Regions from separate parts of the Mus musculus genome. Here region 1 is linked to region 2. A link is a loop called in an ENCODE intact Hi-C map of the cell type or tissue named here. Cell type or tissue: left cerebral cortex. All regions are shown on one strand. Links, peaks and the distances in the headings refer to the core of each region. The heading gives the core; the rest is flanking DNA.

Evidence for each region. Peaks named below come from ENCODE experiments on the same cell type or tissue, not always from the same donor. Only the 100,000 strongest peaks of a DNase experiment are listed, where the experiment ranks them.
Region 1: it touches region 2 in a loop (2.2-fold over the local background); 2 of 42 quality-filtered maps call a loop at or near these places.

The regions. Positions count from the first base shown.
Region 1 is chr11:21,432,570-21,435,482 of GRCm38, forward strand. No RefSeq gene overlaps it. Among named protein-coding and RNA genes, the nearest start is that of Ugp2, 63 kb to the left of the region's middle. In left cerebral cortex, for the core only: a CTCF peak has its summit at 1,291; a DNase peak (open chromatin) is centred at 1,279.
Region 2 is chr11:20,793,317-20,796,229 of GRCm38, forward strand. It overlaps Gm32213 (a long non-coding RNA gene), which reads left to right and starts at 1,304. Exons shown (of 3, transcript XR_872288.3): 1 at 1,304-1,755. In left cerebral cortex, for the core only: CTCF peaks have their summits at 1,102 and 1,466 (motif pointing right); DNase peaks (open chromatin) are centred at 1,076 and 1,469.

The DNA.
Region 1 (2,913 bases), core at 121-2,620, 640 kb after region 2:
CACATGTGATAGGCAAGCACCATTACTGAGTCCTGCCCCTATGGCTTGCAATGTCTCTTACAGTGTTTGACTGTCGCTTGCTTGCTTGCTTTGATGACTCACATATTTTGAAACTAGACAGAGGAAGAAAAGAATTTTTAAAAATTGCATTATGAAGTAAAAATCAGAAGATGAGCAGGGTGTGGTAAGCACAAGCCTTTTATCTCAACATCCAGGAGGAGGAGGGAGAGGAGAGTGGGGAGGAGAAAAGGGAGGAGGAGGGAGAGGAGGAGGGGGAAGGAGAGGAGGGCAGATTGAAGTTCAGGGCCAGCCTGGATTACACAGCAGGTCCATGGCAGAAAGAAAGATTTCTCAGAAGAAAAATATACACCAAGGAAACAATAAGATTCTTCATTCCATCTTGGATTTCTCATTCAGTTGCCTCCCTGTGAAGTTGTCTCACATAAACTTTCCGGTGTCTAAGCCTTTCCATTCCCACACCCTCCTTTGGTGCCCTCCACCTATATTAGTGTGCTGGTTCTAACACAAACTATCCCACACCAGGCTTATCCAAGAAACCAGAACTCTGTAGGCATAACATTACACCTCTCCTTAGAAGCCTTTGGAGGCTCCCTGGTGTTGTTTGTTTGTTTGTTTTTATTATCTACCCTTTTTACCTGGTTTTTGAGAACTTCTACCGTGTAATGCTTTTTAATTTCAACATAGGTGATTTCATCAAGACGTGTATTTTTATATAAAAAACATTGCAAACATTTCTGCAATCGAGTGCATCTTACAATAGACTCATGTCATCTTTTTTAGGTTCATCTTAGCTACAGGATCCCTCAGTTACAGAAACAGGACTTTTTGCCACCCAAAGGCTCACTCTTTCACAACTCCATTTTTTCCATCTATCTACTTCATTCTCCCTGCCTCCCCTTCCTAGCTTGGTCTGTGAAAACCCAGCCTATCTTTAAGGTGCAGCCCAGAGGGGCTGCTTCAAAGAAAGCTTCGCTCACCTGGCAGCTGAGCACCAGCCTCTGAGGACCCAGGGCTATTGTAACTCTGGCAGCTGGTGTCTTATACTTTCTTTCAGTTTAATACTTATGCATTTGTTTGGCCTGTTCTCTTAAGAGCCCTGAAGATTGCTTGAAGACTCTTAAGATTGCAACTGAAACTGTAGGATTCAATGAAAAACATGTTTGTTTCTTAATACAAACTGAAGATATTTTGAACAGGTTCTTTGCCTGCTTGCTTGCTTTAAATCTAAGCACTATTTCTGAGCTCAAGAAGAATCCTGCTCAGAGCTGCCACCTTAAGGTAGCCAGAGCCTCAGCAATGAGGCGATGTAAGGCAGTAGGAAGGAGGGAAGCTCTCCTGAAGCTCCTTTGGGAATGAGGGTGGGGGCCACAGGAGTGGCTGCTCTAGGGCAGGCAGCTTTCCCTGGGTTCTAGGAGTGGTTGTGGGAAAGGTCAAGAAAAGCATACTATTTAGATGGCCAGCCCTGTCTGCTAGACATGAATCACTGTGAAGTCTTGGGCTAGTGAGGCCAAACGAAGTAATAACTTCCCTTGGGAACTCCAGACTGGACTGGAAGTTGAAAACAGGTCTCCACAGGCGCTTATGAGGATGCACCAAATGTGACCCAGACTTGTCACAGCCTGGAAAAAGAGAGCCATGCACGAAAAGCATTGCATGTAGCAGCTTCTTCATCAGAGCTAATGTGGAACACCCTGCATAAGTCACATATACACAATTCTTTCCTGAAGTGGTGCATCCGAACCCCTCCCCGCCTTTTCTTCTTAGCAAAGTTGTACGTCCACTGAAAATAAAATCTACTCAAGTGTCCTCTTGCTATTGCCAGGCCATTCTGGGACTAAATTTAATGAGTTGTAAACCACACCCACGCCTTTTATCCCAGCACTTGGAAGGCAGAGGCAGGTAGATCTCAGTGAGCTTGAGGCTCAGCCTGGTCTACAGAGTGAGTTCCAGAACAACCCAGCCCAAGGTCTTTACACGGAGATAGGAGGAGGGGTGGAGAGAGGAATGATTTATAATTTGTTGCAGACAAATGACATTTTCTGTAAGGGCATTCAGGTACTCAACTTGACTTTCTATGCATACCATCTCTTTATAGACATTCTGGAGGGAGTAGATCTGAGAAGTTGGAGGTTCCTGCCTGAGTCAAGCACTCTATCATCTGCCTAGTACTCACTAATGGGTCTGAAGCTCATTTTCTTCTGAGGCAAAATGGTCCTCATCATAGATCTATCTGGACATGTCCTTTGAGAGCTGGTTACTCTCTTCACCTTTCACAACAGAAAGCCCTGCACAAAGGTCATATTGTTGATCTTATTTTACTCAAATAATTTTGTCTTAAAAAACATTGTCCTCATTAAATTAGCATAAATATTTATTATGGAAATTGTAGGAAGTATAGAAAAATATAAGGAAGTAACTATTGTAACTGCTTAGAGGTACTATTATTAACATTATAGTATGTTTATTTAGCCTTGCAATAATTTCTCTTTGTATAGCTGTACTGGCTAGTTTTGTGTCAACTTGACACAGCTGGAGTTATCACAGAAAAAGCTTCAGTTGAAGAAATGCCTCCATGAGATCCAACTGTAAGTCATTTTCTCAATTAGTGATCAAGGGGGAAAGGCCCCTTGTGGGTGGGACCATCTCTGGGCTTATAGTCTTGGTTCTATAGGAGAGCAGGCTGAGCAAGCCAGGAAAAGCAAGCCAGTAAAGAACATCCCTCCATGGCCTCTGCATCAGCTCCTGCTTCCTGACCTGCTTGAGTTCCAGTCCTGACTTCCTTTGGTGATGAACAGCAACATGGAAGTATAAGCCAAATAAACCCTTTCCTCCCCAACTTGCTTCTTGGTCATGATGTTTGTGCAGGAATAGAAACCCTGACTAAGACATATA
Region 2 (2,913 bases), core at 88-2,587:
CCAAATTCATTAAAGCAAGTGATTAATTAAAGCAAGCTTTTCTATTCTTGTACACAGGCTGCCTCTCCCTAAGACAGGGCTTGAGAGGTTAGCCTTGAACATGAGGAAGACAAGGGTTTTACAGCTCAGGGGTCAGGGGTTTCCAAATAGGGGATTTGGCAGGCCAAACAGACCACCTCCTGAAACACAGACTTGGTTCCAAGGTGGGTGTAAAAAGATAGTCATACACACTTTGGAAACAAAAGTAGGCTTTAAGATGGTTATAGATAACTTTTTGAAACAAAGACATGATTGTCCTTCCTGGAACAGGCAGTACAGAACCATTTGTAGTTAAGGTTACAGGTGGGGTGTAGCCTAATCCTTGAGAAACAGAGATTAATCAACAGGAACTAACCTAGTTTGTCTTTACTGTAAGATGGCTTTCAAGCCTAAGATGGAGGAGGGCTGGTTCTTCACATGTTCTGTTTCTGAGTGAGTGGCAGTCAGTCTACTGTGAACAAAGAAGACAAAGTCGGATGTAACATGGATCCTGGAAGAACACCAGGCAAAGGACCCACAGAGCCAGGGTGACAGGCCTACAACACAGCTCTGTGCTGATCTAGATGTAGACTTGAGAAACGCAGGCTCCTGGACTGAGCAGTTGGTCAGAGCTCAAAGCCACACTGCCAGCAGCTCCAAGCACCACGGGGAGGTCTCTTTTACTATCTTCTACTCTTCTCTGAAGCAGATTAGGAATGTCAGGGAGAAAAGTCGTTGAGAAAACTGCCTTGGGCAAATCTTAATGTTCCCTGTTGTAAAGCTAAGGGGACCAGAATTGGCCCATTCAGAAATGTGCTTTCATCTCATGGGGGCATCTTGGGAAGCCCAGTTCAGTTAGGGCCACCAGGGAGGCCACACTGCACTTAGTGGGTCGGTCGCAAACATGAGGGTGCCTCAGACAATCCTGTGAGGCTTTGCTAGAGCAGAGACAGCAGGGCCCCGTCCAGAGATCTGGAGGTTCCACGCAGACACCTACAGGCCAGAGCAGAGCCAGTCAGTGGCAGCTTTCAGGATGCTTAATACTCCCTCCCACCTTCAGGGGTCAGCATAGTTCTGCCTTAGTCTAGGGCCAGTGCAAATGCGGAGTTGGTTCCTAAGAGGACTGCTCCCTCTATGCTAGCCAGTGTGTCTCATTCACTGTGGCATGTCCAGGGTTAGCTCTTGCCTCAGCAGCAGGGTCCAATCGACGTCCACAAATTGTTCGTAGGTGAACAAATTCATATCTTTTCACAAGATCTAGTGGAAGAGAAAGGCAGATAGTGATAGTGAGCTTTGAGCATGATAACTCTAACAGAGACAGTCATTACTGTCTCTGAAAGTGAGAGCATCTTCTAACTCTGGGGGAGATTTCTCCCCTGTGAAGTTCCACATGCTATCACTGGGACTCAAGGCTCTGGACAAGGAAAAGGCTGCAGGGGCAAAGTCAAACCAGCAGGGGGCACCGTACCCTTGCACCACAGACGTAGGATGGCATCCCAATACTTATCATTACAATAAATCCATCTTGTGTCCTGAATGCTGGTCTTCCAGGCAAACCAGCCTCAGTTTTCATCAGGCCAGGTCCGTGTGCTTGTGAGAGGCCGTCGGAAGCAGGCCGGCTGACAGTGGACAGTCTCTCTGAGAAGGAAGCAGCTGGTCTTCACCTGAGACTTCGGTTGCTTCCTCAGCTGCTTCCAGCCCGGTGTGTACAATTCTGCCGTACACTGGTGACCTGAGGTAGGTACTGGTGGGTGGCAGAGAGCTCCATCTACGTGGCTATGGAGAAGCCATCACCCAGGACGAGTGAGAGTTCCAGAATAGTGTCTGTCTGTCCCGCAGTGTGAGATCCGGTGGAACTGTGCTTTTGTTTGTTTTGGGGTACTTATGGGGGTGGGGGTTTGACATTGTTGATGTCTTTCTGGGGAAGAAATTCTTGAATCATCTTTTTATACTATAAAATGCTGCATTTTTTAAAGGTACGAATAAATAAACCACACACACAGAAATTTCAAAGTTAAAGCGAGCCTGGTGGGCACACATGTAATTACAGCATTTAGGAGGCAGAGGCAGGAGCAGAGGCAATGGATCACAGTTAAATTTGAGGTTAGGTTGGTCTACACCATGAGTATCAGGCTATCCCGGGCTACATAGTAAGATTCTATCTCAAAAAGCAAGTGCCATCCCCCAAAACAAACAAAATGCAAACATTTCTCAAGCTGAGCCAAAGCCTTCAGTCTGTGAAGCAATCAGACTGATCCCCAAGTGCAGGGAACACGGCTTCAGCAAATGGCAGGTCCTCTGTTCTGCATGCTTCCAGGCTGAGACTTGCCTTGTGTGAAAGAGGCAAACACTCAGAGAGGCCTGGATGGAGTTGAAGGGGCTCTGTGGGGGAAGAAATCAAATCAAATTGAAGTAAATCAGGACCCTTTTCCTGCTCCATCCTTTCAGCCACAGCCTGGGGACATGCTTCCCTTAGCAGCTAATCATCTGTTCTTATTTGCTTACATACTTACATCATATTACTTACATGCATAAACATACTCATACATGCTTATATCTACTCTTTACTGCTAGTGGCAGATTTGCATTATCCTATGAATATTTAGAAGAAGGGGGCCACTTGGGCTCCATTCTCAGTGGGAACACTGGTTGGGTCTCTGAGGGTGGCTCTGAACTGGTACTACATCATTCCGACACTCTCTCAAAGTCCCTGTAGTGAGCATGGGGCACAGTCAGAACATAAGATGGGCTACAAATGGAGGACATATAACTTTACATAATGCATTTGGAGACTAACCTACAGCAGACTACTGAACAACAACGGGCCCTTACGGGCATCACATCCTGCCACCTCTCCTAACAAACTGACAAGTGCTTAGAATCTGAGCACCACTC